2 separate regions of the Homo sapiens genome follow, and region 2 is linked to region 1. A link is a loop called in an ENCODE intact Hi-C map of the cell type or tissue named here. Cell type or tissue: CD4-positive, alpha-beta T cell. All regions are shown on one strand. Links, peaks and the distances in the headings refer to the core of each region. The heading gives the core; the rest is flanking DNA. Region 1 holds the start of LINC02204 (long intergenic non-protein coding RNA 2204). Region 2 holds the start of LOC107984781 (a long non-coding RNA gene).

Region 1 (10,860 bases), core at 2,021-10,020:
AATCGCACTGAAGAAGTGGGAGTGGGCTTGGGCAGGAAAACAAACAGATTTCATTTGGACTAAAGGGAAAGAGAAGACACCCCGGACAAGAGGCAGGCTGGGACAAATGCAAGAGGAGGAGGCATCAGGGCTCAGTGGCAGCAGATCCTGTGCCCCTGATTAGGGTGAAGGGCTGGGGTTGGGGGAAGAGAGGATGAGGGTGGGGTGCCAAGGCGAAGCTGGGCTTGGGGGTCCTGGACAGCACAAGGGCGGGAGTTTGGGCTTCAGTCATTTTCTAGCTTTCTGAAAAGGAAAAAGAAGTTGTCCAGGGCTCCTGCAGAGGCTCCTTCTGCAAAGTCCGTGCAAGCAATGCCAAGGGTCAAGGGGTGGGAGGAGCCAGTGGCTGAGCCGGTGGGTCCTAGCCCCCTTGTGCAGGATGCAGCTCCTGTGGCTGCTCTGAAAGCAAACAGCCCGGCTAAAACGTCTTTAGAACCACTCCGCACTGCGGTGAACCTTCCTATGCAAGCGCCCTCCCTTCTCTCTTTTTGAAGGTGTCAGACTCTGGCCAGCTCCTGCTCCTTGCCCTTGAACCCTGCACCGGCGTTTCCCATTTGGCACATCTAATTCTGTGGTCGAGTCTGCTTCTCATAGGACCCAAAATAACAAAAGAGGGATAGAGAATTCTATTCTCTCCAAAGAGATTACATCCTCCTTGAGGGTTGAGGGCTCTCCACGACCAAAGCAGCCCCTGACAATATCTGCCTCTGGAACACAGGAAGTGCTCAAGGCACAGGAAGTGGGGCTCAGGCCACCAGGAGCAGGGGTGTGGCACAGGCAAGCTTCACACTTTGCCAGAGCAAATCCCAATGATGGCCCCTGCCGGCAGCCTCCCCTACCCTGTTCTGGGCCCTCCCCTTTCTGATAGTGACCCTCCCCAGTTTTGAGCAATGAGCACGCTCATACATCAAAGTCCCCTGGAGAAAGTGAGGCCAGCATGCTCGCACCTGAGACTCACCCCCACGCTGCTCAAATATGGGCACCAAATGTTGCAAACTTTTGATCCTGAAGCGATAACAGAAGTGTGAGGAATGGACAGGAGCACAAGGAGACCACAGAGAGGAACCAAAGCCCTGGTCATGTTTTTCGGGGAGCGGGGAAAGAAGGGGAAGTGGAGGGGGTAACTGTCACCCCCCAGTCCCTCCTCTGTCACAGGCTGCATTGCTGAAGAGGAGTCAAAGGCCATCGGGGAAGACACTTCCACAAACCTCACTCACCCACCAGGCTCACTAGCTCCATCCTTCAAACCCAGGATTCTCAACCTCAGCACCAATGATACTTGGGCTGGAGATCCCTTTGCTATGGGGGCTGCTGTGTGCATTGTGCCACATTTAGTAGCATCCTTGGACTCTACTGACCAGGTGCCAGGAACACTTCTCTAACTCCAGTTGTGACACCCACAAATGTCTTCAGATGTTGCCAAATGTCTCCTAAGGGCTAAAATCATGCTGGTTGAGAAGCACTGACTTAAATCATCAGAAATCCCACTTCAGACAGAATAAAATAAATACGTCTATGGACTGTGTCTCTTCCATATCAACCTCCTTACACTCAGGGCTAACCAGATCTCTGCTAACCTAAAACTCCCAAAACAGCTCTTTCCTGGGCTAGGCCTGGAGGTTCCCAGCTCGTCCCCAGATCCGGCACCTTCTCACTGTGCCCATCCCCCTTTTATCAAATCCCATCAGCTAGGCAGCCCAGCGAGCCCAGCAGACAGCCCCAGAGGTGCTGCCTGGATATAGTCTTCAGGTTGTCTCACTTATACATGCCAGTGGTTTCTGGCATGGATCAATAATATAGCTCTGCTTCCCCTCACTGCATTTTTTATTTTTATAGGTTTAGGGGGTACAAGTGCAGTTTTGTCACACGGATATATTGCATAGCCCTTACTGCATTTACAGGAAACTAATCCAAGTGGGTATCACATCACACTCACTGCCCATTGCTGAACGCCTCTTGATTTATTTATTCATTCAACAAATAGTTATTGAGTTCCTACTAGGTGGCAGGCACTACGCTAGGAGCTAGGGATATAAGTGTGAATCCAATAGACACGGCCCTACCCTTCCCAGCGGGTAGAGGTGCAAGGCTCTGAACTCTGACTCTGGACTCCAAGAAAGGTGAGAGAATAGATAGCGTAGGATATAAAATCTGCTTAGCATGGTGCCTGGCACATGGTAAGGTAAAAAAGAGCTCACCCTGTGGTAGGGGTTGACGTTATTGTTGTTATTCAAGATGTTGCAGCCTCGTGGGAGACAGACCAATTTAACATGCAATTACATCAAGTGTGATAAATACCCTTGGAGACAGATGCATAGAACTCATTTGGGGGTAACCTATGAGGTTCAGGGATGTTTCTGCCAGGAAAAAATGCTAGTAAGTTCAGATCTGAAGCTTAAGTACGAGTTAGCCCCTCTCCCCACCAAAAGTGAGGTGGTCAGGAGGGTATTGCAGACAGAGGGAAAAGCATGTGTTAAGGCTCAGACACCAGAGCATCACAGCATGGCAGGGGTGGGCTGAGAGTGTTCAGCGTGACTAGAGCATGGATGCTGATGATGTGAGCAGGGCTCACACCAGTCACTCCTGTGAGCCATATTAAGGCATTTGGACTTGACCCCAGAGCAATGGGAAGCCATGGAGAGTTTGGCAAAGGAGGAGTGTGATCATATTTCATTTACAACATTCACTCTGGCTGGAGAGGGAAGAAACATTGGAGAGACAAAGTTGGCCACTGCTGTAGTCTCCCAATGAGAAGGGATAGTGGCCTGGCCCAAGGAGTAACAGCAGGAACAAGAAGAGGTGGATAGAGCAACAGATTTGTGAGTGACACAGTTTCAGGCACATAGTAAATGACTAATCACTAGCTGGAGAACAAGTACACAAGTGAGGAGTAACAGTCAGATCTTTGGAGGACCATGTAGAGCCTCAGAAGACCTCCCAGCAAATTATCATAACATCCAGCCCGGGGGGGGGGCATCTATGGCCTCAGAAGATGAACTGAATGCTAGGCAGCTTCAGGAGACTGATTAGAAACAAAATAGAAGATGCCTTCCTCCCTACATAGGCAGTCTCCCCTTTGGCAGTCATGATCTGTACTGTCAGAGAGAGGATGAATGATGAATGTCAGGGCAGAACAACAAAGCGTGCCACGGCTTCAGGGGCTGCCACATGTGGAGAGGCTCAAGAAATCAGAGTCTGGAAAGGCAGGAGCTGAGAGGGACCAGATCAAAGGCTCCCAAAAGTCCTGCTGCAGTCACCTATGGCTGACCAATGACAGATGAGCTCACGCAGTTAAAGGTATTACATAAGGTGTTCTGCAGGTGTTTGGGGTCTCCAGGATGGACTGGGCACAAGCACATCCCCCAGAGTGCAGAACTTCAGCTTGGAGCTTAAAACAGGAGGTCTGGGGGCCACTACAAGAAAGGCCAAATTTTTAAAAATACTAATTTTTAATGATGTAACAAATTCTCATAAAACATTTAAACATTACAGATAAGGCTAAAGTCCCTCAGCACCCATCCCCAAATCTAGCCCCTTCTTCGCCTCTCCCCAGAGGTTCCTATGTTTCCAACATTTTTTTTTTTTTTTTGGTCTCTCAGGCTGGAGTGCAATGGCATGCAACCTCCGCCTCCTGGGTTCAAGCGATTTCTCCTGCCTCAGCCTCCCGAGTAACTGGGATTACAGGTACCTGCCACCACACCCAGCTAATTTTTGTATTTTTGGTACAGACAGGGTTTTACCAGGTTGGCCAGGCTGGTCTTGAACTCCTGACCTCAGGTGATCTGCCTTTCTCAGCCTCCGAAGGTGCTGGGATTACAGGCTTGAGCCACCACGCCTGGCCCTTTTCTATTTATTTATGAATGGGTATATACATACCCAAAGAAAGTGTGTCATCTTGTAGGGAGTTTGCTTGCTTGCTAATTGTTGCTGTGAATTAATCTGTCCTTCTGAAATTTACTATTTTTCATTCTACAATATATCTGGAGATTTGCCCACATGGGTATATAGGGCTCTATGTCGTCCTTCCTAACCATAGCACGGGATCATATATTATACTATGTTGAATTTGGCCATTACCCCATCATGGGCACTTTATATAATGTTTAGAAAATCCACAATATCTTACCCTGTAAGGATACTCAGGGCCAAACATAGAAGTTTCTTCAAAAAGCTCAACATAATGGTAGAGTCGGGAGGGGCCTCAGGGCGAGAGGCAGGGAAAGTGGGGGTTAGTCCTCCAGCCTCAACAGGGAGGAGCCCATTCTGGGCAATAGTTATTAATAAAATGGAAGGTTGAGAAGAGTTGCAGTGGGTGAGAGAGGACAGACCAGTTGCTTCATGCTTGTTCATGCTTGGCTTGACCGATACCACACGCTGAGTGGTAAAAGAAGGTTCTCCTAGCCTTCCCTGGGGGTGGAATTACAACTCAACACTGGGGCTAAACCTGATTTCAGAACTCAAGCAGAGAGAGATCCTTCTACCATGTTGGCAGAAGGCAAGACGGGGGTGGATGCGAGTCAATAGTCTCCATAAATGTCTTCATTGGGCCACGGCTTACCTGCCTCCTCACCCACCCCAGCCACAAGCACACACTCCACTTGCTTCTCCAAGTTAGGGGGCCAGAGGGGAAGTGTGGGAGGCTTTTGATTGCTATGGCTTCTGTATTGAGTTCTCCTTCAGATCACACCTGAGTTTAGACGACTCAGCCCAGGCTGGATCCTATAAGACATGTCCCTCTTCACTTAACAGATGGGGAAATTGGGCTTTAGGAGAGGAGAAATAAGCCCAAATCACAAGCTAGCAAGGGGCCACAAGCCTTTTGACCCTCGCCCGCAAAGTAAAATCAATAAATTCCACCTGGATTCCTTTTCAGCAAAACGCCGTCAGACACCCGTAGGCAATTCTTTTCTAAGTGGAATCACTTGTGGCTTAGGCCTTTGATGTGACTCATCTGGGCAGAATCCCTGTAAACAGTGGGCCTGACCCGCGAGGACTTGGGGGCTGCTCGGGTCAGAGCCCCTCGGCCCCCGTCACAGACCCCGGGGGTCTGGGGAGGGGCGTCAGGCCTCCACCAAAGAAACAGCAAAGACAGAGCAGCGGGACCCGGGCGAATCCGCGCCCGTCCCTGCCCAGGCTGCCCGGGTTCCGCCGCTGGGCGACCCCAGCATTTCCTTTGAAGTCTGAAGCTCTCTTATCCCCGGGCCCCTGCCTCCCGGTACCGCCGATGCGCAGCGATTGCCAGGCAGGTCTCCGCCGGGCTGGGAGAGCCGCCGCCGACCCTGTGCGGGCCCCTCCCCTTTGCCCGGGTGCGCCGCGCCTTTGCCCCGGTGCGCAGCGCCCCCTGCGGACCGAGCGTGGACCCCTTTCCAGCCCGAGCAGGGTCGCTGCCGCGGCGGGCACCAGAGGCCGAGCCCCGCGGGTGAGGACCCCTCCCCCGGCAGCAGCAGTTCTCAGGAGCGCAGGGTTTCAGCGTCAAGGGGTTCTGGGTTCCAGGCGGGACTGGACAACTTGGGAGCTGGGTAGCTGGGACGCGCTGGTCCCCTCTGTGAACGCGCTCCATCCGCAGATGGAAATCCCCTTCCCCCCTCCCCCCCTCGACCCCAGCCCACAGCTAACTTCCCGAGCTCTCTGAGAACCACAGCAGTCGAGGTAACGTCTTTGGCAGCTCCTCTCCTCCCCGCCCCCAGTCTCTGCACAGTGCCCTGTCACCCCAGGTGACCTCACCCCTCCCTCTCCAGAGCCTCCTCTGTCTCTCTCCCCGCAGCCTCCCCTGAACTCTGACCTGTACAACCACGGGTAGTTGTTGCGGAGCACTTACTTGAGAGTCAGGAGATTGGACTCCAGTCAGCTCAGCCAGCCTTTTAGGGCATCGTTCTGTTCCCCAGGTTGGAGTGTCCTGACGCAATCCCTGTTTACTGCAGCCTCAACCTCCAGGCTCAAGCGATCCTCCCGCTTCAGCTCCCACCTCCGCAGTCCCCCACTAGCTGGAACTACCGGCACCGGCCACCACAACCGGTTAATTTTTGTATTTTTTGTAGAGACGGGGTTTCGGTATGTTGTTCAGGCTCCTCTCCAACCCCTGAGCTCAGATGATCCGCCTGCCCTGGCCTCCTAAAGTACTGGGATTATAGGTATTGTGTCCCGAATTGGTGGGTTCTTGGTCTCACTGACTTCAAGACTGAAGCCGCGGACCCTCGCGGTGAGTGTTACAGCTCTTGAGGTGGCGCTTCTGGAGTTTGTTCCTTCTGACGTTCAGACGTATTCGGGGTTTCTTCCTTCTGGTGGGCTCGTGGTCTCGCTGGCTCAGGAGTAAAGCTGCAGACCTTCGCAGTGAATGTTACCGCTTTTAAGGCGGCGCGTCTAGAGTTGTTCGTTTCTCCCGGTGGGCTCGCGGTCTCCCGGGCTTGAGGAGTGAAGCTGCAGACCTTCCCAGTGAGTGTTACAACTCACAAAAGCAGTGTGGACCCAGGGTGAGCAGTAACAAGATTTATTGCAAAGAGCGAAAGAACAAACCTCCCACACTGCGGCAGTGGACCCCCAACTGGTTGCCAGTGCTGGCTCGCGCAGCCTGCTTTTATTCTCTTATCTGGCCCCACCCACATCCTGCTGATTGGTAGAGCCCAGTGGTCTGTTTTGACAGGGCGCTGATTGGTGCGTTTACAATCCCTGAGCTAGACACAAAGGTTCTCCACCTCCCCGCTAGATTAGCTAGATACAGAGCGTGGACACAAAGGTTCTCCAAGGCCCCACCAGAATAGCTAGATACAGAGTGTTGATTGGTGCATTCACAAACCCTGAGCTAGACACAGAGTGCCGATTGGTGTATTTACAATCCCTGAGCTAGACATAAAGGTTCTCCAAGGCCCCACCAGAGCAGCTAGATAGGGAGTGTGGATTGGTGCACTCACAAACCCTGAGCTAGACACAGGGTGCTGATTGGTGTGTTTACAAACCTTGAGCTAGATACAGAGTGCCAATTGGTGTATTTACAATCCCTGAGCTAGACATAAAGACTCTCCACGTCCCCACCAGACTCAGGAATCCAGCTGGCTTCACCCAGTGGATCCCGCACCAGGGCTGCAGGTGGAGCTGCCTGCCAGTCCTGCGCCATGCGCTCGCACTCCTCAGCCCTTGGGCGGTCGATGGGACTGGGCACTGGAGCAGGGGGCAGCGCTCGTCGGGGAGGCTTGGGCCGCACAGGAGCCCATGGAGGGGGTGGGAGGCTCAGGCATGGCGGGCTGCAGGTCTCGAGCCCTGCCCCGTGGGAAGGCAGCTAAGGCCCGGCGAGAAATCAAGCGCAGCGCGCCGGTGGGCCAGCACTGCTGGGGGACCCAGTACACCCTCCGCAGCCGCTGGCCCGGGTGCTAAGCCCCTCAGTGCCCGGGGCCGGCAGGGCCGTCCGGCTGCTCCGAGTGCGGGGCCCTCCAAGCCCACGCCCACCCGGAACTCCAGCTGGCCCGCAAGTGCTGCACGCAGCCCCGGTTCCCGCTCGCGCCTCTCCCTCGCGCAAGCTGAGGGAGCCGGCTCTGGCCTTGGCCAGCCCAGAAAGGGGCTCCCATAGTGCAGGGGTGGGCTGAAGGGCTCCTCAAGTGCCGCCAAAGTGAGAGCCCAGGCAGAGGAGGCGCCGAGAGCGAGCGAGGGCTGTGAGGACTGCCAGCACGCTGTCACCTCTCAGCGTGACCTACGTTGGACAATTCAGTTGTCCCACTCAGAGCTATTTCCTCCTCTTTAAAAACGGAGAAGATCTGCTTGGGTCTGGCACTCCTCATTCCAGTTCACTCTCCAAACTCCATACAGAACTAGGAGCACGCATCCCTATTCCCCTTGCCCAGGGATGCCCCTGCCCCTCCTCCTGGACTAAATTAGTAAAGAGCACCACCAAACCTCATCACCCAGACTACAGAGCTGGGACAGGCAGTATAGACTCTCCTGCTACATCCTGAGAGTCTTCAGAGATGCCTCCCCACCCCCTACCTCTCTGCCTTCTGTCTAAGCAAAGCCACCCCCACATCGCTGCCGGAATGGCTATGCAAAACACAGTTCAGACCAGGCCACTCCCTGCTTCAAACCCTTCAGTGCCTCAGCCTTCAGAATGAAGGCCAAGGTTCGTACCCAGGCAGAGAGAACCTTGACCATCGACCCCTGCGGATGTCTCCAACTTCACACCCCATCCCTTCCCACCTTAGACTGGTCCCCATAATACAAAACGGCTTGTGATTCCACACACTATCCCTCACTTACAGGGTCCCCTTTGCAGAGGACGTCCTCTTCCCTCCCCACCCCACCTCATGCGATAGACACACTGTCCTGTGATTAACTCCTGCTCCTGTGCCTCCTCCCCACCCCACCTCTGCTTCAAAGCCTCCTGTGCTTGCTTCGATTGCTTCCTCTAACCACATTATATTAAAACGTAATTCAGTGTTCTTGTTGTTCCAATTACTTATCTGTCTTCCCTTCTAAATTGTGAAGTCCTCAAGTGCTGTCTTATTCATATAACCCAGATGATTCCTGGGATCTCCCAGCCCACTTAGTTCTAGTTTAGATGAGTTTGCAGTAGACACGGCCAATTGCCCACCCAACAGCCATTTTCCAAGTCATCTTTAATGATAGAATCTTGATTTTGTTCAGGAAGACAATAAGCCCAGCTAAAATAGTCTCCTTCCCAGATTCTCTTACCACGAAGTGTGGCCACGTGACCCATATGTGGCAGAAGTCACTGGATGGCACTCCCAGAAAAGCTTTTCAAAAGAGGATACATTCATTCATCTGTCCTTTTTTCCCCTCCCTGTTCTTCTTTCCTGGAACATGGGCGAGATGTCTGGAGGAGGAGCAGCCATCATGCAACCAAGAGGACAGAAGCTGCACACAAAGGTAGAACAGCAAGTGAAAAGGAACCTGGGACCCTGGTGACAACTTCCAGACACTGTACCAGCCCCTTGATTGTTCAAACCTCTCTTTGGAGGTTTTTCCTCTTACTTGTCAAAAATTGCAATCATAACTGGTACAAACACAATTTCCTCACCCAGAAGTTCAAAGCTCTCCCCTACAAGATGTCTGCCAGCTCCCAGTGGGCTCACATTCTCCTGATCACCACTGACATTAAGCTCCTGCTCACTTTTCTCTTTAACTCTGGAACCTGAAGTGGCAAACCACTAGACTTCCATTTTTACAATTTCACAGGAAGCATTGCAGAGGGAGGTGGGTTAACTGAAAATGTTTTATAGTAAAGAGACAGACAGAGGCATGCCACATTGCAACATCTCACACATAATGAGACAAAGGAGTAGGAAGCCTCATTCTTAGAAATTCTTCAGCCACCCCAGCCCCCTAGAGAAAAGATCTTGACCACATCAGCCCATTGTGGTCCCCAGCCTCACACCCTCTGACTGCCCTCTCTCTCCCTCTCTTCTCCTCTGATCCTCCCTTCCCAGCCCTCCAATGAGTAAAAACCAAATTTTCATGTTCTCATGCATGGCAACTTAACACATCATTCCTGTGGCTTGGACTCCTATATGCACCCTCCCCCTCTATCCCAGTGGCTTACCACACTATTATTCCAAAGACAGTTGCCTCTCTATGGGAAACTGTTACTAGAGGGTAGGATCAGTAATTTTTCACTCTTACCACATTTGTCTTTCCAATATACAGTAAAGGGGCTCCATGAAGATGGGTCATATGAATGGGCCAGAAGGGAATCTTGAGACACCCCCTCGCCTGCCATGAGCCATCGCCAATACTCACCTATTTTAAGAGGTGCCTTGGATTCAGATTCAAAGGAATAATTCTCCTGTAGAAATGGCAGACCAAGTGAAAGGAAAAGTTGCTGTGAAGGCCAGGCAAGTGCAAGACGTGACAGATAAGCACAGCGATTCTCTGTCCATGTGCAAATCACATTAGTCTCTGGGCTCAGGTTTGCCAAGAAGAACTTAGACTGAAGTTAGAAGGAATTTTAAATCTCATCTGTAAAATAACTAAGAATGATATGGACCTCTTGTAAACTGGGGATATTTTTTCATTCCAAATACTATGCCTGGTTGTTGGGTTTTTTTCCAGTCAATCTTGGTAAATTTATTTTATTAATCTTTTCAAAACACTAACTTTGAAGTGGTTTTGTTCTTTTATTGTTGTTGTTTCTTTTGTTTGGTTGTTTTTGTTGTTGTTGTTGTGTTGTTTTGTTGTTGTTTGCTAGAGTCTCACTCTGTTGCCCAGGCTGGAGTGCAGTGGCATGATCTTGGCTCACTGCAGCCTCCGCCTCCCAGGTTCCAGCAATTCTGCCTCAGCTTCCCGAGTAGCTGGGATTACAGGCCTGCACTGCCACACCCTGCTAGTTTTTGTATTTTTAGTAGAGACGGGGTTTTGCCATGTTGGCCAGGATGGCCTCGAACTTCTGACCTCAGGTGATCCTCCCACCTCGGCCTCCCAAAGTGCTGGGATTACAGTCGTGAGCCACCACGCCTGGCCTGAAGTGTTTTTATTATATCGACTGTATGCCTATTTTCTCTTTCTTCACTTACCTTTATTATCACCTTCCTTCACTTTCTGTTTTTATTCTAACTCATTAAGTTTCATGTATGCCTCATTAATATTCAGGTTTTCTTCATTTCTAATATAAGTGTTTAATGCTATGAACTTCCCTGTAAATACTGCTCTGGTGGTATTATCATGTTTTGATGTGTAATATTTTCATTAATGTTCAATTATAAATATTTTCTAATTTCTATTATAAGTTTTTTAACCCGTGAGTTGTTCAGTGTTCCCTTTTCTAACTTCCAAAATAATGGGAGTTTATAATTTCTTTTCATTGTGGTTGTTGATTTCTAACTT
Region 2 (10,860 bases), core at 1,349-9,348, 50 kb before region 1:
GACACACACACACACAGACATACACTGACACACACAGACACACACGGGCACACAACACACAGACACATGACACACACACACGGACATAGACACAGCCACATAGACACACACAAACACACTCACAGTCACATAAACACACACTCACAGACACACAGATACACAACACACACAGACACACACACGGACACACAGACACACACAGCCACATACACAGACACACACAGACACTCAGACACAAACACACAAACACACTCACACATGGAGACACACACTCACACACACATGCTCCATACATACACCCAAACACCATCAAACATGTCCCTAAGATAAATAATAACTTCTAGGTAGGGAACACACTTCCTCAAATTTAGAGGGGCATGGTTTTCTTTAACTCCATGGGACAGCAGCTCCACGCCAAGGGAGATACAGAAAAGAACACTTGATGCCAGCTGGAAGCACCCTGTGATCGCTGAGTGCTGGTGGCCCTGGCTTAAAGCGGCCCGCACAGTGCCCACTCTAGGAGGCAGATGGCTTAGTGTCTCTAAAATGATATTTCTTCCAGCTTAAAGTTTCCATTCAGTCCCCACTGGACACCTAGTGATAAACAGGTGAGGAAACTGTGGCTCAGAAAGCTTGAATAAATAGTAAAGGATCAAACACTAAATGCAGAGCTGAGATTCAAACTCAAATCTGCCTGTTCCCTCAGCCAGCGGGCATTGGCACCCCCATGTGAGGCACTGACCAGCACGGTGAGCTGTGGACACTGAAGCAGAGCTTGGGAGAGACAAACGGACCTTGGGGAGCTCAATCAGTAACGAGACAAAACAGGACAGGAGACGCTGTGTTTCCACCTTGTCCTGGGACTCAGAGTCTAAGTCTTTCAGATTCAATGTGTGGTCAACTCTGGACCTCGTAACAGGTGGCCCTCACTCCCTGGACCTTGTGTGATCTGGCCCGAATGGAATAAGCAACTTTATCCAGGCTTGAGTGCCAGCGACACCATGAGGACCTGCACCAGACACTTGCATTGGCTTTCTCATCTCAAACATCTTCCCCTCTGCTTTTTATCCGAGGAAAATTAGGGACCAAGACCTGGAGAGCTTAATTTCCTCTCCCTCCTCCAAAAAGAAAGGAGGGAGGGAAGGAAGGAGGGAAGGAGGGAGGGAGGGAGGGAGGGAGAAAGAGAGGAAGGGAGGGAGGGAGGAAAGAAGGAAGGAAGGAAGGGAGGGAGGGAGGGAGGGAGGGAGGGAAGGAAGGAAGGAAAACAGTCATTTTTGCTTTCCATTTTCTCTGATTAAGGTAAAGGTGAGGAAAAGTCTGTTAAAAGAAAGGCTGATCAGAAGGCTGGTTGGTTTGTTTCCAGGCTGTAAACTCACTGGGGCCAAAATGGACCAAGTACCTTGTCCAAGATCACACAACTAGTGGGACTGGAATCCTGCTTCCTGACACTCAGTTATTCCTGCCTCCCTTCCACTGCCTGTGTCTGTCATTACCTTGAAGACCACACACATGCACACACACACAGCCTTTCAGAATAAATTAAATAGGCTCTGGGGTGACTTGTCAGAGCATCAGTCACAGCATCACAGGTGGGGAGCTCTTGAGAGGTTGTTAGCAAACTAATGAATTATATAATGGCTGCTCAGTAATTCCCAGGGCTAAGGTAAGGTCCTGGAACACACACTTTCATTCGAAGAAGATTAAGTTAAAACCATACGTGTAATTCTCTTGACAAGCTCTGAGCACTGTCCTTTTTCCTGAGAACATTTGCACTCTGAAGAACCCATGGAGGTGGAAGGTCAAGGTTATTGAGGGAGGTAGATCTGAGGAAAGCACCTGCATCAGGTGACCAAAGGGCAGGAGCATCTCCAATTCAGCACCAAGCCCCCTGCAGGGGTCCCAGGCAGTCGACAGTAAGCTCTGAGGATCCGCTGTGTGCAGGGATCAGTCCTGGACACTAGGAAACAGTGAAAAATGTGGCACTGGGACTCAGTGGCACCTGCTTTGTTGGAAAGACACTGTCCTTATTTTGGAAAAATTCCCAGGGAAGAGAGCACTTCCCACCCTTGGGAAGCTCTCCAATTTGTTGAAGACATATGACCTTCTGAAGCTCCCGGTCTTGTGGAGAAGACACTGACTATGCCCTTGGAAAAGCCCAAACTGTCTGTCAGATGGAGAGAGGGGAGACAGACAGCACCTGCCCTTGGGGACCCTCCAGACTGATAGGATAGAGGATAGAGGTTGGGGCAGGGGCTGGCCCTTGACCTCATGGGACAATATCATCCCTGAAGTCCCCACTCCAGTATGGAGTTAGATCCCAGGAGGTGGTGCCCACACATGTGTACATCTGCCCTACAGCACCTTGCCCTGGCATCATTCCTTTTTTGAATGGCTATGAATAGTGATGATTTTCTTTGAACTTTGTAACCCACCTCAGAGCACACCTGTTGCCTACATGCCTCTGCCTGCACCTGGCACCTGATTCAGCCTAGCCCATGAAGACTTTGTGTGTGGGTCCACAGAAAAGCCAGTCTCTGTAGGGCAGGACACTGGGGCCTCATATCCAGGCCCGACACAACAATCCTCTTATCCCAGGCAAGTGGCCCTGGTAGCTGGCGAGTCCAGGAGAGGAGGGACCATGATCAGTTTCCCACAGGCAGCCATGGAGGTGGCATCCAGCCCTCTGCTCAGGAGCCATAGAGCAGATGGTGGGGAGACGCCAAGGGGACAAATGGAGTAGGCTTCTGCTTCTTCACACTTCTGTCTCTCGTGATGCCAGATTCCCAGACCCTACCAGCCACAGCACCAGCAGTGACTTGGGTACGAACCACAGGTTTCTGGATTTGTACCCCACCCAGCTCCCTTCCTGGGCTCTAGGTCCCAGGTCCCACCCTTCCTGAAGGCCAGGGCCCTGTTGCCACCACAATATGACAGAAATCTGTTTCTCCAGCTTACACTCTCCCCAGCCCCTCTGCTATCGTCCTCCCAGGCAGCTGTGCCTCTTTCCACCACCCTTGGACCAGCTGCTTCCCGGTGACTACGGCTTATTTCAAGGGCCCGTGTACTACTCCCCAGGCCACTTTCCTAGGAACTTAGGACAAGGGCCTCACACAAGGCTCAAAGTGCCCTTTGAAAAATGTACTCACTGACTGGTGAGAAACCTAAACTGGGCACAACCCAGGGTGTCAGGGAGTTGATTCTCTCCTACTTCTCAGGTCCCAGCCTTCAGGGGTCCCAGTCACTGCCTCCTGGCCCCCTGGACATATTCTAACTCCCCTCATTTGTTTGAAAGTCTCGGTTCCAGAGTAGAAATGGCTGCTCCTGTGCCCCAGCATTTCTGAAAAGTGATTTCCAGATTGTACCCCACATCTTGACTATACAACTTTTTTTACTTAATTAGGAATTTACTTTATTAAGAACTACTGCCTGGAAAAAAATCAATAAATAGTTTAATAAGCCAGACAATTTAGTCCAATCATCAGGAGTTAAAGTTTATTGGAGGATAAAGTCTGTACGAGTTGTTGAATAATCTAAACCTTGGCCTAGTTCTAAGTAAAAGTAGGTTTGTAGCAGGTGCAAACCTGAGCCCTCTCTCTGCTACCAAAACAGCACAGGAGGATCTTCCTGGGCAGCTTCTACAGAGAACACATGGCGTCCTGTTGCTCTTTTGCACCCAAATGCACGCTGACCACTGATTCTAACCAGGCTCTCCTACCACTGGGAGCAGGTTAAAAGATGTCTGGGATTTCAGAAAGGTGGAAGAAGGAAAAAAAAAAAAATGACTCAACTGGGATCCTGAGGAGCTGATTCCAAGCTGTTGCCTACTCTCATCACCTTCCAAGGAAGTCATCCAAACCCTCTGTTTCTTTAACCATAAAAAGCAGGAAATGATAACCATCTTGTGGATTATTCTAAGGAATGTGAAGAGACACAAAGGAGCTTAGCCAGAGATATTCACAATGAGCATGGCCATGTCTTCCTCCTCCAGCCAAAGTCTCCTGCAGTTACTGAAATCATGCATTTTGAAGGATGAGGAGGAAAAACAACAGAAGGAAGAAGAGGAGGGGAAGGAAGAGGAGGAGGAGAAGAAGAAGAGGAAGGTGAAGGGGAGGGGGAAGGGGAAGAAGAGGAAAGAGGAGGAGGAGGAGAAGAAGGAGGAGGAGGAGGAGAAAGAAAGAGAGAAAGAAAGGAAGGAAGGAAGGAAGGAAGGAAGGAAGGGAGGAAGGAAGGAAGGAAAGAAAAGAATCTGTCTATTGCCAGCACTGCAAAGAGGAAGGAAGCAGGGACAGGGGAGGTGCGGAGGGAACAAGGAGCAGGGAGGGAGAGGAAGTGGAGCTAAGCAGACCAGAAATATTGAGGAATTCCTGGAAGATAGAAAGCAGTAGGAACTGAGCTGACAGAGGAACAAAAACAGAGAAAAATCACAGCCCAAGACGTGAGGAGTTGCAGGAGAAACAAACAGGGATTCTCGAGTACAAATTGAAAAACGTGAATAGACGATGAAGAATCACCAAGCATTAGAAAAACCAGCAACGTAATCCCTGAGCTCACGCAAAGGATGAACACCCAAGGGAAGAGCATCAGCAGAGGAAACAGACAACGAAGTAAAAATAGTAATGAATATTCTCAGGAAGATTCACGATGATGATACACAAATAAAGAATCACAAGTTGCAATGCAAAGCCACGATTCTCAAACTTTAAAATATGCTTATAAGAATTAAAATCATAATGGACAGACTGCATAAAGGAATGAGCACAGTGAAGATCCAATTAGTGAGTTGGACGGTGGAGCTCAGGAAAGTCTCCTAGGACACAAATGGGAAGGCTCAAGAGAGTCTAGGGGTTGTAGGGCCGGGGGGGTGCCTGGCAGGAAGAGGGAGCTCCATCTTTGTTGCTTGAATCTGAAAGGCATTTGATGAGAGGCAGCCCGGTGTCATGGAAATGATTCTTCCATCATCACAGCAACACTATTCATGAGCGTATCAAGTTTTTTTGTGTGTGAATTATGCAAAAGTAGCTTCCAGCCTAGTCCAAGTCAAAAAAATTATACGTTCAGAATCAATGGAGTCTGAATTAGCTACATTTGAGTGCTCAGGGACCTCAAAGGACACACACATGCACACACACACACACAGACACACACATGCACACAGACACACGCACACACACAGAGCTAAACTGAGCTTACTGAGCAGAAGGGTCTCCTTCTAGGGATTATACAGCCCAATGCTCTTGTTGCAGAGAAGAGAAAACTGAAGCTCAGAGAGGCAGAGTTGGCCCCAGACTTCCTCTGACGCTCCAAGCCTCAGGCCATCCTTTCAGAAGGATCCTCGATGTCTCAGGTCCACCAAGCTGAGCACAGTCTTGACCTCTCTTTCCCATTGGCTGGGGGCAAGCCCAAGGACCCTGAGAGCAGCATCTGCAGCATCAGCTCTAGGGAGCAGAACTCCATCAGAGGAATCCAGTGTCCTCTTCAATTTGGGCCACAAAGAAGAAAGGAAGCCAGCTGCGGTCTTTTCTGCCGCATTCAGCTCCCTGCAGGGGCCCCACAGGCTTTGTCACGTGGCCTTCCGGATCCAGTGTGTCTTATTCTCACCCATTTACCCAACCACCCCATTTTTTCAGTAAGCACATCTTCCCTTCAGTTTTTAGTCCCCCTAGGGCACCATCTGAAGCCAGTTTCCTGTTCTCCCTGCCCCTTTATCCTGTGGGTTCTTCTAGAGGAAGGAAAGAATTCAACATTGATCAAGCCCCTCCCATGTACCAGACTCTGCGGGGCATTTGACACACTTGACCTCTTTTAATTCTCACAGCAATGGTGTGATGCAGGCATTCTTTCCCCCTTTTCCAGATGGGAACACTGAGTTCAGAGAAGTTAAGTAACTGAGGGAGGGCCACACAGCCAGCGGACGGGGAAGGCAGGAATAAATGCAGGCCTCTCTGATGCCTTGCTCCTCCTGCACCCAGGCCACCCTCCAGCGAACTTTAAGTCTCCTGAGACTTCTGGGAAAGGGCATTCTACAATAATTGGGGCAACAAAGCTTGGGAATGATATTAACTTCAGGTGGCAGGTAGGTCATGGCCAAATGGGGGCCTTGCCACAAGATTCAAAGCCACTCGATCAGGGAAGCTGCCTAGAGGAGGAAGATTCTGAGCTCATTCCTAGAGGGAGACAGGCAGAATTTGAGGAGCCAGGGAGAAGAAAAGAAGACCTTCCAGGCTTAGCAGGCAAGATTTTAAATTGCTTTAAAAAGTAAAAGACAGTAACTCCATCTGCCTTTAAAGGGGGCAGGGATGTGGAATAATTTATATCAGAGAAAGACTACATCGTGGCCCAGATGCCTTTCACTGGCGGAGTCTGGTGGGGGAGGGTGGCCGCACTGGAGAAACTGATCATTGTAAAGGGAAGATTGGCAGGTCAGGCCTCTGCTGGGTCCAGCCTGTGATTTTGATGTACAAAAATGGGTCCCAGCCCAAGTAGTAGATGTGGAGAGCTAAAAGCTGCTCTGCTAAAGACAGCGAAGGAAACCTGAGCTTCAGGAGGGCAGCCCACGGGAGAGAGGTAGAAGGGCCGAGAAAACAAAGAAAGGGAGAAATGTGAGGTCCAGGGAGAGTGAGGAGCTGGGAGATCCAGACGCCTGGGGGAAATTTTCCCAAGGAAGGTGTGGCCAGGATCTTTAGGGACCAATGAGTGACATTTAATTTGAAGTTCCCTCTGCCATGCCATAACACAAATATACACTCCATGATCCACCTGTCATCAGCAGAACATGTGACAGCGTAAAGCTGTGGTTGCTTTAGGGCCTCAGTGGTAGAGGGGATCAGGCTGTAAGTTTCCCGTTATTCATGAAATGGGGACGTGCAGCACTTTTATTAAATAGGAAAGGGTGACTCCATGACAGGAGAGCGTGGGGACAGCCAAGTGGCTGACATACAGGTTACAAAAGCAGGGATAATAGTGGAGACAATACGTATGAATGAGGTTGGCGGCTTTGATTCACAAGTAAAAGCCCCATCCTCATCCATCCACGTAGGCCATTTCCATCTCATTTTAGGTAGTAGGTCTGTGGCACTTGTCCTGGAGGCAATTAAAGTTGTTTCTTAATAGTAACCGAAGCTCTTACATTGCTGAGTACCAGCTATATGCTGGCACTGTTCTGAGCACTTCCCAAGTATTAAGTCAATTAATCCTCACCATCACCCAATCACGTAGGTTACCATGCTTACCCTCATTGTGCCAATGAAGAAACTGAGGCACAGAGAGGTTACCTGCCAAGGTCATACAGTAAGGGGCATAGGTGAGACTCCAGTGCGGGCGATCTAGCTCCAGAGTCTCAATCTGCATCTCTTCATTATATCATAGAATCTCCCTGCAGAACAGCTCAGCCTCTGCCTTGCTTCATGAGACTGGACAGAAGGACTAGCTGCTTAGAGAACAATAGGAAACCTACAGACCCTCTTGATTCCATAAAAAGTTACCCTTGTTCTTGGTTAATCCAAAGAATAAAATCAGGATCGATGAGTGGGAGAAATGAGAAAATCGATTCCAGCTCTGCAGAAGACTTTGCTAACATGTTGAGTGACCCACACAAATGCATGGTCTCAGTAGGTAGTGAGCTCCCTGTCATCAGAGTGGTGCAAGTAGATACTTTCCAATGACTTGCACACTCAGCTAAGGGGTCTTTTAAGTTTCTCTCTAATTTGAGATTCTATGACTCCAGGAAATTTTCCTGATCTAGAAGAAACTACTTAAAAGAGCGACACTGGGGATCACAGTTTCCGTGGGCTTCAAGTTACCGAAGGTCTGTTGTGTTGGCCATTTCTGAAATCCCCTTTCTCTCCTTGTCCACTTGGTTAACTCTCAGTCCATTCCCACTAGACATGGGGTCTCCCAGGCCCTCCCCACCTCCTGCTCCCTGGTTGACTTTTTCCAATCATCACATCTTTCTGATTACAGCTCACCCTCCCTGCCTGCCCAGTGAGCACCAAAGGGCAGAAATCAAGTCCCATTTGTGGTTCTAAACCCACAGCACTAAGAGTGGGGAAGGTGGTCAATGGGATCAATTCAATTCAGCAAATATGTCTTCCCTCTCAGTCTATTATCCTCCAGTACAATTATCTGTGTTTACCAACAAGCTGTCTCCCTAGCACTATCTTACTGTCCACTCTGAACATCAAGCTCTCTGCCCTATGCACATTCTGTAAATGATTCATGGATGAACAATGTCAGAGATTCCCTCCCCTCTCAGGTGGCTTCCTTGTGGCTTAGTTTTCCAGGGTCCACAGGAGGTGATATGGCCTAGAGTGGCCAGATTTCCAACAGCAGGGATCCTTGTCATTCTACAGCCATATTCATCTCTGCCTGGGGTGCAGACTTAAATGCAGAGTCCCCCTTAGAGGAAGATCTTGCTGGCAGAGCTGGGAGCAGGCAGCTTTGTGGTCAGCCCCTGCAGGGATGGCCTCAGCTGTACTGGGCAGCCACACACAAGGTCACACCTCTCCCCAAGGAGGACCACATCCAGTGACCAATGATCAAGGTGGAGGACTGTGCAGAAACGTGTTAGCAAAGCCACATGAGACTGCTCTCCTTAGAAAGTCCTGCTGGCCAGGTTGGCCCTTGGCTGGCATCTGGGAACCTGGATTTGGGGAGGTTTCCCACCATTCCCTGATAAGAATGTCTCACTGTGCCTATACTGTCCAGACAATACCACGTGTGCTGAGCACCTGCTTTCCTTCTGGGAGCCTGGAATTTAGGTACATGGCAGGCAGAGGGTGCCTGTGTTCCTGGCCCTTCGCTGTCCTGACAAAAGCCCTAAGCCCTGAGTCTCTAGTGAACTGGCAACATTCGACACGTGCAGGCACAGCTTGTTGCTGGAGGAATGATGCTTTCCTGCGTGACTCCGCTCGGAGAGCACTCCCGGGAGTTAGTGCCTGGTTTCCTCTGGACTTCTCTTGTGACTTTTCCCTTTGCTGACTTCATTTTGTATCCTCTGACTGTAACAAGTCACGGCCATGAGTGCCACTATATGCTGAGTCCTGTGAGTCCTCTTAGCTAATCACTGAACCCAGGTGTTGTCATGGGGAGGTCCAGCACAGGGTGCAAGAGACCATTTTGGCTCCAGAGCTCCCTGGGAATCAAGCAAGGCTGTGATTGGGCCTGCCTCACAGATAACCTCCCCTTCTGCCCACTGCAGCAGACTCCTTCCCTCCTTCTCACTGCTGTTGATCCCAAGGGCGCTCCCTAATTAACTCTACCAGAGTGTTAAACTCTGTCTCAGATTTACTTCCCTGAGAACCTAACCTGCAACAGATACAAAACCAGCATTTCAGGACCTGCAATTCACAGGGCATTTTGTCACGTGTTAATTTCATCGTCACAACCTATCAGGTTTTTACAGAGGAGGAAACAAGAACTGAGAGACGTTAAGTGACATGCCCAAGGTCACAGAGCAAGTGAGAGTTGGAGCTGGGACTGACCCCTGGGCAGGATGTTTCCGAAGTCTATGGCCTGTCTCAGAATCAGGCTGCCTCTCACCTGTGGCTCTGAGGCTCCACAGTTCTTCCAGGCCTGGGGACATTCATCATACATTTTCCCACTAAGATATTCCAAGAGGCATCTGGGGACCAGATCTAGGAAGCCCTGAGTGGGAGAGAATTCCAGCACCAGGAAAGGAGGCCGGGTATTTTCTCTCTCCCTGAGGGATTCAGAGGAGAGGATGAGGAAACTGAACTTCTTGAAAGAGGGACACCTGTAATTCTCAACTCACTCCCCAGCAGATACAGGTCATGCACATGCACACACCTGCACACTCCAGCTGGGACCTCTGGCCTTCCAGGTCTCGCTCCCAGGCCCTGGAGTCTGTGGAGAGAGGCCTGTCCCTCCATGTAGAGGACAGGAGTTCTCCATGGTCTCGTTAGCCATCCTGCACCCCCTCCCACTGCAGCCATAGGAATCCATCCAAGCAGGGATGGCAATGAGAGGGACTTGGCCTCAGGCACGGGAGCGTTTGCCACGGCCAGGCCAGCTGTCAACTCCAAAGAAGCCGGAGTTGCTGGAGAAAGTGACAGACGACGTCCCGGGGAGCTCACGAACCCCATCTGCCCATGGCCAGGCGGAGCAACACCCTTTCAAGACATCCAGCTGAGGCATCTCAAGCCCCCAGCTGCACAGCTTGGTGAAGCCAGCAGCTCCTCCCAGGTTCTGGGAATTCCCAGAGCTTCCCCTGCTGTGGGATCCTGGGGCCATCACCACTTCACATTGAGGGGGGCCATCACCACCTCACATTGAGTCGATGGAAACTCCCCTTTTCCACATAATAAATAAAGAAATAAGCCAATAAATAATCACACATACTTGCCTGGTCCATCACACCAACAGCTGAACTTACTGAAAACACTGAGGTCCTGAAAAGAGACCACATCCACACCTTATTGCCAGCAAGTTAAAAAGCTTCTTAGTTCCTGACACACGGTGAGTGTTTCTCCCCAACCTTCATGGGCTCTTCTCTTCCACCCTTACTCAGCCTCTCTTCTCGCTCATCCTGCCCCACCCTCAGGAGCAGTGGAAATGGCTCCCCTGGCCACATTGCAGCCAAGCTCCTGCCACATTCCAGCAGGGCTATGTACAATCATCTCTCACTGCAAGGACCACCTTTGGTCTGCTCCTTCACCCCAATTTATTTATCAATGTATTTTCCCTCTTTTTTTTTTTAACCTATAAGTTTCTGCATGTTTCTGTGTGCTTAAATTCTACATAAGATTTCTTCTAAGTTTGAAAATCATGCTGCCTTTTTCTAGCCAGCATAGGTGAGGTTGCAGCATAGGTGAGGTTGCAGCATAGGTGAGGTTGCAGCATAGG

The links. Peaks named below come from ENCODE experiments on the same cell type or tissue, not always from the same donor. Only the 100,000 strongest peaks of a DNase experiment are listed, where the experiment ranks them.
Region 2: a loop joins it to region 1, with 6 times the contacts of the local background. A loop is called at or near these places in 4 of 110 quality-filtered maps.

The regions. Positions count from the first base shown.
Region 1 is chr15:70,580,021-70,590,880 of GRCh38, forward strand. It overlaps LINC02204 (long intergenic non-protein coding RNA 2204), which reads right to left and starts at 6,586. Exons shown (of 2, transcript NR_135691.1): 1 at 5,855-6,586. RefSeq lists enhancers at 1-217, 5,560-6,504. In CD4-positive, alpha-beta T cell, for the core only: a CTCF peak has its summit at 5,393 (motif pointing left); DNase peaks (open chromatin) are centred at 5,351 and 5,731; H3K27me3 peaks cover 486 bases.
Region 2 is chr15:70,530,247-70,541,106 of GRCh38, forward strand. It overlaps LOC107984781 (a long non-coding RNA gene), which reads right to left and starts at 5,501. Exons shown (of 2, transcript XR_007064698.1): 1 at 5,191-5,501. RefSeq lists an enhancer at 5,419-5,588. In CD4-positive, alpha-beta T cell, for the core only: no CTCF peak of the experiment used is centred there; DNase peaks (open chromatin) are centred at 5,145 and 5,545; H3K4me3 peaks cover 2,487 bases; H3K27ac peaks cover 1,866 bases.